2 separate regions of the Homo sapiens genome follow, and region 2 is linked to region 1. A link is a contact called in ENCODE Hi-C data. All regions are on one chromosome and are shown on one strand. The core of a region is the stretch at or near the end of the contact, and the rest is flanking DNA. Distances in the headings are between cores, read along the strand shown. Region 1 holds the start of HAAO (3-hydroxyanthranilate 3,4-dioxygenase). Region 2 holds the start of FBXO11 (F-box protein 11).

Region 1 (6,370 bases), core at 773-3,272:
AGATTCTATTTGCTTCTAATCCTTTAGTGCAGATGAGCTCCTGTGTGCAGAGGAGAGAGGTGGCTCCTAGAAGCGGGTAAATTCCAGAAACTACAAGGGGCCCAACAGTCAGTATCCAGAAGGATTCCAGATGGTTCCAACTCAACAATGCCAGAATACTCACAACATAGCAACTGTCCGTTTTCTGAACATTGGAGTCCAGTGGTGCCTGAGCCAGGAGGCTTGCCAATTCAGTAGACCAGACGTGGTATTTGCTCTACACAGCACAAATCAGAGGGCATATTTGATAGTGATAACATAGCAGTCATTTAGCTTGTGTAGAGGGTTACTCGGGATATTTCAGACCCCCAAAATTCTACTTGTGGCCTTAATTATTCACATTATTTGATCACATCAGTTAAAATACAGAGTACCTATCATTCTTTCCTTTGCACTATGGTAACGGAACATCTGTTGGGCTGAAATCAATTTTTTCTCCTTTTTGTGTGAATTCATTGATGCCTTCATCCACCCACTCACCCATCCCTCCATTTAACTAACACTCAAAGCAAACTTAACACATCTCAGATCCTCAGTGCTTCATGTGTCATTGTTTACGTCTCCTCTGATTACTTGTAGATGAGAAAAATAAAGAAGGTGGTGTGAGTTACTTGGGTGCAAAACGATATTCTAGTTTTGCACTAGAAGTGCTCAGCTAAAACTGTGCTAGATAAATAACTAAAAAAAAGGAGAGAGAAAAATGAAAAAAAAAAAAAGAGCGTCAGAGAGGAAACGGGAGGGTCTCAGTGGGGAATTCGGCTTCCTGTCGTCTGGGTTTTGATTTTGAGTTGTACTAGAGGAGTCTTTATGTCTGGAATGCTGAGAAAACCAGCCCAGGCCAGGCGGGCTGTGAGGGCAGGATTTAGAGGCGTTTAGTTTCTTAAACTCTATAGTCTGGATTCCGGTGTCAGGGGCCTGAGCCATTTTCCTCCTCCCCTACCCGTCAGCTCCCACTCCCTCCAAACTTCCTAAGAAAGTTCTGAGTCCTGCAGAAAGACAGGCTTCTCCATCTTCCACACCCGCGCAGATTTCTCTTTCCTCACACATGCACGCCCAGGCCCAGCGCCCCAGCCCCTCACCCCCAGGATAACTGTTAGAGTCTCTCACACGGGGCTGTCATCATTAACACCCCGAGATTCCCGAGGGCTAGGACACTGAGGCCGGTGTCCACATCTGCCAAATTCCTCCCATAGCTGCGTGCGAACTGAGTATGTTCCTAAGACGCCTAAGGAGTTCAGCACGGGGCTCGGGGTCCACTGCGACACTGCGCGGACAGCGGCCGCTCGGCTGGGCCTCAGGTGGGGAGGGCTCGCGGTCCTGCCCTGAGCCCGGGCTCCGCAGCTCGGCGCCTGCACCGCTCCCCTCGCCGAGCCCGCGGCGGAGTCTGCCGGCCGCACGCAGCAGGTCTGGGGCTCACCTTGAATCGGGACCTGCGGGGACCGCCGTGCGGCTTCCCGCTGGGTGAGCGCCGCAGCCCTGAGTGGCGGGGCAGTCATTCCCCTTTTCCAGATGGGAAAGCCAAATCTTGAGCCCAGCGCCAGCACCGTGTTCTCAGGTGCTGGGACTTCCAACCCGCGATCTCCTCACTGTAGTATTTCTGGGAACCTTCCCTGGGATTCCCCTCGGGGCGTAGAGGGAAGGAACGTCTGGGGACAAGCGTCCAGGAAGGGTCTGGATTCTTTGTCCTCCGCCGGGAGCAGGCCCCACCGCAGGCGCCAGTGTGTGGGGCGCCCCGGAGACGGTGGCGGGGACCGAGCCCCTGCCCCGCGGAGAAGCAGAGGGCGCGGGACGCCGTTCCCCAGCGCTGCCGCCGCCGCGCTCGCCAGGGCCTGGAGTGGCGCGGAGGGCGGCGGGCTCAGACCAAAGTCCACCAGGGGGCAAAGTCCGCGGGCCCCAAGCCCCCACCACGGGGTCGCGGGGGTTTGCTCCGCCTCGTGAGCTTGGGATTCTGGTTAAAAAGGCGGCTGGGCGGAGCTGCGGGCCTCCGACGGCGGGAGGACAGCGCTGCGAGGAGGCGCCCGGGACAGTCATGGAGCGCCGCCTGGGAGTGAGGGCCTGGGTGAAGGAGAACCGGGGCTCCTTCCAGCCCCCGGTCTGCAACAAGCTCATGTGAGTCCAGCACCCCCATGGCCGCCCCCTGCCCTCGCCTCCTCCCCCTCCTCCATCTGCGCCCTCACCTTCCAGCTCCGAGTTCCTGGACCCAGAAGCTTGCAGAAGGACCGCTTTAATCTCTTGGTTCTTGGGGGAAGATGGAGACAGGCTGTTCCGGTTCCACCACATCGGTCTGTTCCTCTTTCTTGTGACTGTGGCCTTGACTTCTGAAGAAGGCTGAGCTGGTTCTCAGGCTGTAGGAGATGACATGACAGGGTGCACCTCTCCTTCCAGGGCTGAGAAACAATTCTCCAACCCCAAGTGACACTGTGCATTTTGGGAAAACTCAAAAGTGTGGGGAGGGTGGTTTTCAAGGCAGAAATGCACTAGAATGTAGGCCTGGGGGCAGCCAAATCATACACCCCAACCCTGTCCCAGAAGCCACAGGCAAAGGGGGAGGCAGAGAATCCGCTCCTTTGGGAAGATCTTGATGTCTTGCTTTTTTCAGGGCCCCTCTATGCAGGTGTGCACGAACACACACACACACACACCACACCAGACCCTCCCTAGGCCACCTCTGCCAGTAGCCTCTGCCTGCAGCACCCAACAGGGTTGGCCATCCAGCTGCCATCTTTCTCAGGCAGACCTCTCAGGCCCTCCCCTGTGGTATGGTCACCTCCCTCATCCCCCCAGTTCCATGGCGGGGCCCCACATGCCAGCTAGATCAAGGTTTACATTCCCCATTTTTGCTGTGTCCACAGGACATGGTCAGTAGGGTGGCACCTCAAGGCAAACAGCAGGCCCAGGACTATGCCAAGTGTTTTTACATCATCTCATCTCATTCTCACAGTAGCACCGTGAGGGGGGATTTTCATAAGTAACTTTTCTAGTGTCACGGAGCGCCTGTGCGATAGGCTCCAGACTCAACCCACGGAGCAGTTCGACTCCAGAGTCCACGCACACTCTTGGTTACCATGCAATACCACATGGCCAACAGTCAATATCTCCCCAAAGATCTCTTCTATCACTGTTGTTGCCCACCCCCAATTAAAGATGTAGCATCATCTTTGCCTCCTTCCAACACTTCATCCCCATCTGCAGTCGCTCCTTCTCAGTCCTCCCTTCGCTCCCCCTGAGGTCTCGCGTCCATCTGCCCGGGCCTCTCCCTAGCATTTGGTGGTTTGCTGGCATCATTGGTATTCTTGCTTCTGCTGTACCACGCCCACCTCCACCTTCGTCTTCACAAGGCAGTCTCCTTGTGTGTGTGTCTGTGTCCAAATTTCCCTCTTTTAAAAGAACACCAGACATATTGGATCAGGGGCTCACCCTACTCCAGGATGACCTCATCCTAACCTAACTACATCTCAAGGACCCTATTCCAAATAAGGTCACATTCTGCAGTACTGGGCGTTAGGACTTCAACATATAAATTTTACAGGAGGGGTTACTATTCAGCAAGGTGAGAAGCTGCTGAAGCAAGCAAGGTGAGAAGCTGCTGAAGAGTTCTGGGCAGAGGAGGGGCAGGTCTGGTTTATGCATTCTGACTGATGGGTTGAAAGAATTCTTGAGTGGAGTTGTTTAAGAATTGTCTGTATGTACCTAAATTACATCTCAGTGAAGTTGATTTTAAAAAACAACTTTCAAGCCGGGCGCAGTGGCTCATGCCTGTAATCCCAGCACTTTGGGAGGCTGAGGTGGGTGGATCATTTGGGGTCAGGAGTTCAAGACCAGACTGGCCAACATGGTGAAACCCCGTCTCTGCTAAAAATACAAAAATTACCTGGGCGTGGTGGCACGCGCCTGTAGTCCCAGCTACTCAGGAGGCCGAGGCAGGAGAATTGCTTGAACCCGGGAGGTGGAGGCTGCACTGAGCCGAAGTTGTGCCACTGCATTCCAGCCTGGGTGGCAAGCAAGACTCTATCTGAAAAAAAAAAAAAAAAAACAAACTTTCCAGGTTCCCCAGCACCCCTTAGGCCAAGACCAGACTCCATGGCTGGTCCACCCTCCTGGACCAGCCTTCTCAATCGTTCCCCAAGCTCACCCCCAGTGCTTCTAATCTCAGAGCCTCTGCACCCAGCTCTCCTGTGCACACTCTTCCCCAGTCAAGTTCCTTGCGGCTTCCCTCCCCTCCTTGAAGCTCTATGCAGCTTTAAGTTCTTTAAGCATGGACTGTTCATGACAGCCTTCTCCTGCCCTGCAACCTCATCCACCTTTCCAAACATCAGGTCCACACGTGTGTTTCCGGTTTATTGGGCCCAGCCTCCCAAAAGGGAAGGAAAAGGAAAGAGACTGGCTCTTCCGTCTTGCCTCCATGCCTCCCAGCTGGGCTGGAAAGCAGCCCACAGGACAGGACACTCAGAAAGGACCTGCCAGTCTAGTTTGGGGGCTCAGACCTCCCCCATAGCCCCTCCCCTGCCATCCACACCATCGTCATCCATGCAGGCAGCCTCTAGGCTGCTGTGCCCTGTGTGTACAAATGGTCCCAGACCCAGCGCCTCCCCTTCCCAGAGGAAAGCCCTTGCCCCTGCCCTCTGTGGCAGGGCCACCTGAGAACACCCTGAAGCCCTACACAGACACATTCTGCTGCTTATTCACCCCAGTGTCTGCACCCTGAAAGGGGACCCTGCTGTGGGGATGGGGCAGGCTGTTCTCAGGAGGTGCTGAGGTATTTTTTGCATAAAAAGGTAACACCACACCAACAGCAGAAAGACTGAGGAGTTTGGGAACCCTTTTGTTCCAAACAGCTGACTAGATGCCCCACAGACCCAACGCCAGCGTGGGAGTCAAGGAGCCTGAGACCTGGCTCAGGTTCAGTCATTCCCTGGCTTTGTGACCCTCTCTTGGCTGGCTAAATCGGCTGTAAAATGAGAGGGTTGTATTGAGTTTATTTATTTATTTATTTATTTAAGACAGAGTCTCCCCCTGTTACCCAGGCTGGAGTGCAGTAGCGCAATCTCAGCTCACTGCAACCTCACCTCTCAGGTTCAAGCGATTCTCGTGCTTCAGCCTCCCAGGTAGCTGGGATTACAGGTGCCCACCACCAGGCCTGGCTAATTTTTGTATTTTTAGTAGAGACAGGGTTTCACCATGTTGGCCAGGCTAGTGGCCTCAAGCAATACATCCGCCTCTGCCTCTCAAAGTGCTGGGATTACAGGCATGAGCCACCACGCCCGGCCGGGTTTATTTATTTTATCAAATACTTAAATAGTGCTTACTATATGCTAGGCACCATTCTGAGAGCTTCCAAATATTAATTCATGTATTCTGTTTAAACTCTGTGAGGTAAGAACTGTTCCTCTATTTTACAGATAAGGTTAGTAACATGCCCCAGGGCCTGTGCTTATAAACACATGCCACACTGACTTGACACCGCCTGAGGCCCCTGCTAGATGTCACGGTCTCCTGCATCCACTGAGCCATGCCTCCAGCCAGGGGAGAGTGCAGGGTCCTATAGTCAGACAGCATGGGTGAGTGGCAGGTCAAGGTCGTTTTGCCCCTACACTGCCCCATCCTGGGAAGGGGTCTTCAATTTGCTACTCTCCTGTAATTCGAGATCTTGATCCTGTGATCCTGGTTGATGAAGCCATAGATTCACCACCACATCATTTCCCTTGTTGGGTCAGACGATGTGGGGGGACACACAAACAATGACAGACAGACACACAGACACGATCCCAGACACATAGACACTTAGATGCACGCAGGCATGAACCGGGGATGAGAGTTGGGGAACAGGGACAGTGAGGCCAAAACAGCCCTGCTCCTCTCCCAGGGGCCCTCAGGCTCCCTCCTGGCCCCCACGGGACCCGTGCTCTCTTCACTCCTAGGAGATGGTTTAGAACGTCTCCCCCACTTTGCGCATTGCAGGCACCAGGAGCAGCTCAAAGTCATGTTCATCGGAGGCCCCAACACCAGGAAGGACTATCACATCGAAGAGGGTGAAGAGGTAGGTTTGACTGGTCTCCCTGGATCTAGGCCTGCGGGCAAGGAGCCTGGCCCTAGCGGGAGGGGGCGCTTCCCACTCGAGGCCCAGAGATGATGGACTGGAGAGGGGTGGACATGTGGCTGATGAGTGGAGGGGGCACAGCTGAAATCACAGGGCACGACTGCTGCCTCCAAGCTGGTGGTCAGGCAGTGACGCCTCCACAGCTAGCACCTCTGCTGGGGGAGCCCCAGGAAACAACCCATGCCCTGCGGGTGAGAGGTTTTAGCCATGGGGCATCCTCCCCCTGGATATAGG
Region 2 (6,370 bases), core at 3,871-6,370, 5.1 Mb before region 1:
AAGCAATGGCAACAAGAGCCAACATTGACAAATGGGATCTAATTAAACTAAAGAGCTTCTGCCCAGCAAAAGAAACTACCATCAGAGTGAACAGGCAACCTACAGAATGGGAGAAAATTTTTGCAATCTACCCATCTGACAAAGGGCTAATATCCAGAATCTACAAAGAACTTAAACAAATTTACAAGAAAAAATCAAACAACGCCATCAAAAAGTGGGCAAAGGATATGAACAGACACTTCTCAAAAGAAGACATTTATGCAGCCAACAGACACATGAAAAAATGCTCATCATCACTGGCCATCAGAGAAATGCAAATCAAAACCACAATGAGATACCATCTCACACCAGTTAGAATGGCGATCATTAAAAAGTCAGGAAACAACAGGTGCTGGAAAGCATGTGGAGAAATAGGAACACTTTTACACCGTTAGTGGGAGTGTAAACTAGTTCAACCATTGTGGAAGACAGTGTGACGATTCCTCAAGGATCTAGAACCAGAAATACCATTTGACCCAGCCATCCCATTACTGGGTATATACCCAAAGGATTATAAATCATGCTGCTATAAAGACACAAGCACACATATGTTTATTGCGGCACTATTCACAATAGCAAAGACTTGGAACCAACCCAAATGCCCACCAATGATAGACTGGATTAAGAAAATGTGGCACATATACACCATGGAATACTATGCAGCCATAAAAAAGGATGAGTTCATGTCCTTTGTAGGGACATGGATGAAGCTGGAAACCATCATTCTCAGCAAACTATTGCAAGGAAAGAAAACCAAACACTGCATGTTCTCACTCATAGGTGGCAATTGAACAATGAGAATGCTTGGACACAGGAAGGGGAACATCACACACACTGGGGCCTGTCGTGGGATCGGGGGAAGGGGGGAGGGACAACATTAGGAGATATACCTAATGTAAATGACGAGTTAATGGGTGCAGCACACCAACACGGCACATGTATACATATGTAACAAACCTGCACATTGTGCACATGTACCCTAGAACTTAAAGTATAATAATAATAATAAAAAGAAATTGGTTCTGCTCTTAAAAAACAAAGATTTACCACTGTGTATCACAGTCCAGCCTAAAACTTGAACAAAATTGATTTCTTTTAATAGCGTTCTGTATTACTTCACAGGGAAAGGTATTAAAGTCAGATTCTATAATTCTTTAAAGATAACTTCTGGGTATCATTGGATTGTGTGCTTACCAGGTTTTCCCACATATACGTTAAATTTAAATCCTTAGTTCCGAGTTAATTTTCACTACCTAACTGATAAAAAATTATCTGGGCATGTACTGAAGAATGAATTTTTGCAGCTTAGTGAGATAAGTCATTCATACTTTAACAAGAATATTTTAAACAGAGCTGGTTATTCCTGCAGGGAAACCATATTCAGATCAAACTAATTTCTTAAATGACATAAAAGGAGTGAGCAGCTTTGAGGTGTCTTATGTAACTAAGTGCTGACGGCTTGGGACTAGATGATAGAATGACAGAGGAAAGGGAAGCTGAATCTTTGAAATGGTAAAATTATAATTTAAGAATCACAGTAAATATCACCTGCCAGGTATTAAAATGATTAAAGAGCTTATTTTTTCCACACTGCTATTGTGATAGGTTTTATAAACAAATAATTTTAAGTACACTAACCTTTTAAGCACCAGTAATTAGCTGAGAAAAACAAACACAAATGTTCTTGAAGAGAGAGCAAACCCTGAGGGAATTCAGTCCTCTGAAATTATGCTAAGTATTACTGAAATAATTCTAGGTGGCTCCCACCCCTAAAAGAAATCCTTTTAAATTTTTCTCCTGTTTTCTAACATATATAACTTTTATGACAGCTAATTGACAGAATTATTTACTAATATAGGTGGATCTGCCTATGGATAAAACCTTCCAGGATATTTTGGGTTCTCACCAGAACTCAAAATACTGTCTACAATGCTTCTGAATGGAAAGGGCCCTGGATTGGCAGACAGTGGCTTTGCTACCAAATAGTTATAGTTTTGTCACCTCCCTTCTTTGGAGTTTAGTTTCCTAGTCTGTTGAATACAGAAATGAGATTTAATGATCTCCAAGGTCCGTCCTGACAACTCTTAAGTTCCACAATTGAGTTTGAACACTTTTACACAAAGATGACTTCAACATTTAATCCCTGAAATAAACTAAACATATGTAGAAACCAGTAATGTAGGGATAGGATAATATTTTTTAATATCTCCCAATAGGTGTTCCATTATTGTTAAACTGGGTTCTCTCTTGAGCACTTCATCAGCTATCACGGCTCCAAGAAAGGGAGCAGAAGAAATGCCAAATCTCAAAAATGAAGAGGATACGGTACAGAAGGAAAGTTCCTGACAAATGGGAAGGAGAAAAATCCATTCCTTAAAAACCCTGGGGCATGATGGAAAGAAGAAAAGGGTACAAGGAAGAGGTTAATCAGACTCAGTGTGCTTACTTTCCATCCCCTCTCAGGGTGGAAACTAGAATTGAGGGTATGTAGTTGACATATGCACAGAGACATAGGGAAATCCAAGAAAGTTGGAGATAGTGGTTTGCGTCCCTGGACATGTCTGTGAAACACTAAGACGTCTAGGAGTTCTACTTTCAGCCTGCCAGCATGTTCAATATGACATAAGGAGAAAAATGCAACATTGTTGGATAGTGGCTCAACAACTAGTAAGCCCAAAGCAAGGCTCCTGGCTCATCAAGGCCTACACGTGGTATTCGGGGAATCCAGAAGTACCCATGTGTCTCAGTGAGAACCATGAGGATCAAGGGACCTGTGGAGACTCGGGGTCAGTACAAAGAGGTTATAGTGTATGGGGCAAATGGCTCATGTATGGATTTCAGCAAAAGAAATCAGCCTCAAAAGTACAGAAATGACCAGTTTTATGAGTAATAAATGATAAACGACAGTGGCTGCCATCAGACAATACTAGCCACTCCACGCCAGAAGACAACATAAGGACTGGCATTAGTGGCTTAGATGCCCTTGTAAACCTCCCTATTCCTCAGGGATGCTACCACCCTACCAGTTACTCTGTGAATTTGAAAAAGGTGCTTCCTTTCTCAAGACACTTTACTACCATCTATCAGGAAATTGTCATAATATACTAATTTTGCTAAAACAAGGCATTTTACTGCCATATGTCAGAGAATTGTTGCAATAAACTTAGAAATCTAGGGTATGTAAAAGATACCCCTTATACCACATATAACAACCCTAAACCCCGCCCCTCCCATTAATATATTAGAAGGAGAGTTGGGGAAATAAAAGGTGAAAGCAGTTATGTTTTTTAAAAAATTGAGATGATGTGGGGACTTGAAGTTAAAATTACAGAAAATAAACAAGCTACATTTTCTTTACATCTGAATTAATGTAAGTAAAACTTCCACTCTGCCACACCAAAATACAAACTCTTTATGCCCAATATTTTCCTTTTATTAGTATTTCCCATAACACCTTATATACATATTAATGCATACACGGAAGGAGCCAAAAAGTACTTGTCAAATAAAAAAGTAAATTTTTAGAAAAATCAGAAATGATGGACACACTTATATGTATAACGTAATTTTCCTGTACTTTTACTTTTCCCCTATGTTTATTTGAACAAACCTAAAATTGTACCCATTTGCACCTAGCTAACCACCATAAAAATTTGGAGTTCTCCAGCTGTTTTGTAACAGCTGTCCTCCTCAAATATTTTTTTGAGAAACAAACATAGACCTACGTTTCTCTATTTTTCTGGACTAAAGAGAGATCATCTCAAAATCACAGAACTCTTAAAAATTGAAAACAGGATCATGTAGTCTAAAATAAGTTCTTATTTAAACTTGGGAGGTGAGGGGGGCGGGGCTGACATCTAGAAAGGTGAAGTACTTTGCCTGTAGTCACACACCAAGTCTGGGACTCAACACACAGGCTCGCCTCTTTGCGTCTCTCCCTCCTTCCAAAATACATTTTCCTCCCTCTCAAAAGCTTTATCACGCTTTGTAGTTGCTTAATTATCTATGTCAAACCTAGAGAGCAACTGATGACACTCAGAGACATCGCCCAAAGTTCTGAAAACCAGATAATCAGATAAACTGCCAGTTTTACCACATCCAAAAAATGCACAACAAAAGAGAGAAGGGGGAGAATCGAGAATACATTTTCAGCCGCAAGGCAATAAAAACACGTTTCCCTTGGAGAGAGATTATGTTGGGGGCATCAGGTATAAAGGTAATTCCTGTTGAGGGTTTTTCTTTTCCTTGCAGTTTGTGGGACCTAAAAAAAAAAAATTAAAAATTAAATCACATAAACAATCACAACATCAACACATTTACTTCTCTCCTCTCACATATTATTTTCCCACACATTGTATACACTTCTTCAAAGAACAAATCAAATTGGCCAAAGGTCAAAGCCTTTTCAAGGTTTAGATGATATACGATTAGGCACCGACTCCAAACTTCGCTTACCAAGCCCAAAGCTCGGAGACGGAAATCTTCAGGGTTTGCAAATACCCTCAGCTTGGCTAAAGGGCACGAAATCTCTAGCGCTCCCTACAGCTCAGATTTTGAACCCACCTACCACAGAAAACCCGAGTTACCAAAGATTGGCTCCCTCGTTCCACTTTTTTTTCAGCTCAAAAAAATCGGGTGAAGGTTGGGGTAGGGGGGAAGCTGAAACGGCGAACCGAAGGATTAATCACTTCTCCCCATTACATCAGCAACCCCCGCCCTTTCCTCCGAGCACCTCCTCTCCCAGAATCGTCGCTACGCACTGGCGCTCTCTTCGCCCACCCCCTGCTCTATTATTTGCCCTGATACCTCCCCATTATCACCCGCCCCGCCACACTCCCCCTTTCCTCTTTCCCCCTCCTAGGCGGGGGAGGGAGGAAACCCGAGAGAGGAAACAGGGCGTTGAAGGGACTTCGCGATAAGAGCGGAGGCCCCATTGGCCGGAAGGTTGTACGGGCGCCTTAGATTGGCCGCCTGGACGGAATCCCCGCCCCTCCTTTCCCCGCCCACCCACCCCTCCCCCCGCCGCCCCGCGGCCCTCCCCCGCGCCCCCGGCCAGCCCCGCGGCGGGGAGGGACCGACTGGGCGAGTGGAGGCTCCGGCGGTGTCAATGGCTCCTCCTGCCACGGAGCAGCAGCAGAAGCAGCGGCGACAGGGCTGACGAGGAGGAGGAGGAAAGGTTCCTTTAAGGAGGAGGAAGGACGACGCCTCTTTTTCCCCCTATCTCCTCCCTTCACACTCATTTCCCCTTCGCCGAGGAGAGAAGGGGGGGAGGAGAGAGAAGAGACCGAAGAAAGAGAGAAAAATTCCTCACAGAAATCTCTTTCAGGGGGTGTGGGGGGGAGGAAGAGGGAAAAAAAAGAGCCGGGCGCCCCCTGCTCCCTCCCTCCCTTCTCTCCCTCTCTTTTTCTCCCTTCCTCACCCGCCCGCCCACTCCCCCCGCTGCCGGAGACGCCGCTCGCGAGTCGGCGGGACCGGGATCTGTCTCTTCAGCCGCCGCCGCCGCCGCCGCCGCGCTTCGCCTCGGGATCCCCAAGCGGCGGACGCCCTTTCTTTCTTTCTCTCGGTCTGCCCGTCTTTCTGCCTTCGTCCCTCGCGGCCGCCCCGCCCGGCGGCTTCGGCCTTCCCCGTGCGTCAGGCCCTCCCGGCCGGCCTCGCTCGGTCTCCGTCTGTCTACCCGGGCCTTTCTCCGGACTCGGGGTCCCGCTCGCCCCCTCCGCCCTCAGCGTCTCCCCTTCCCCTCGCCCCCTCTCCTTCCTCCCCCCTCTCCCACTCTCCCCACCCCTTTCTCCTGCCCCGAAGCTCGCTGTGCGTGTGCGTGTGTGTGTCCCTCCGCCAACGCCGCCACCTCAGCCCGGCAAATGAACTCCGTCCGAGCCGCCAACCGGAGACCCAGGCGAGTGTCGCGGCCGCGCCCGGTGCAGCAACAGCAGCAGCAGCCCCCGCAGCAGCCGCCGCCGCAGCCGCCCCAGCAGCAGCCGCCCCAGCAGCAGCCTCCGCCGCCGCCGCAGCAGCAGCAGCAGCAGCAGCCTCCGCCGCCGCCACCGCCGCCTCCGCCGCTGCCTCAGGAGCGGAACAACGTCGGCGAGCGGGGTAAGGCCGCGCTACCTCCCAACCGCCCGCCTTCCCGGGCACCGCGGGAAGGGAGGCCGGGGCGGGCGGGCGGGCGGGCGGGCGGGGGCGGCCTGCGCGCCCTGGGGGTGGGAGACCCAAGCTGAGCGGAGGCGGGTCCCCCGGTGCCGCAGTGTCAGCCCGGGCCGGGCCCGGCCGGCAGGAAAAGCCGCGGCTTCCCTTCTCGCCTGGGCTCTCGCTCAGGCCGCGCTTTGTTTGGTTT

The links. Hi-C counts contacts between places; a loop is a spot of excess contacts on that map. Pooled maps may share reads with other maps.
Region 2: a loop to region 1 is called in a map with no recorded cell type, with 7 times the contacts of the local background. The contact joins the promoter of FBXO11 here to the promoter of HAAO in region 1. A Hi-C loop is called at or near these places in 2 of 37 single-sample maps with no recorded cell type and 2 of 50 pooled maps.

Annotation. Positions count from the first base shown.
Region 1 is chr2:42,788,235-42,794,604 of GRCh38, reverse strand. It overlaps HAAO (3-hydroxyanthranilate 3,4-dioxygenase), which reads left to right and starts at 2,022. Exons shown (of 10, transcript NM_012205.3): 1 at 2,022-2,148; 2 at 5,998-6,076. The coding sequence starts at 2,069. RefSeq lists silencers at 1,286-1,375, 1,456-1,555, 1,736-2,175.
Region 2 is chr2:47,905,248-47,911,617 of GRCh38, reverse strand. It overlaps FBXO11 (F-box protein 11), which reads left to right and starts at 5,120. Exons shown (of 23, transcript NM_001190274.2): 1 at 5,120-6,129. The coding sequence starts at 5,898. LOC100506235 (a long non-coding RNA gene) reads right to left here and starts at 6,068. Exons shown (of 2, transcript NR_187636.1): 1 at 5,819-6,068; 2 at 3,451-4,300. RefSeq lists an enhancer at 4,174-4,958 and silencers at 5,028-5,127, 5,618-5,807, 6,168-6,287, 6,298-6,347.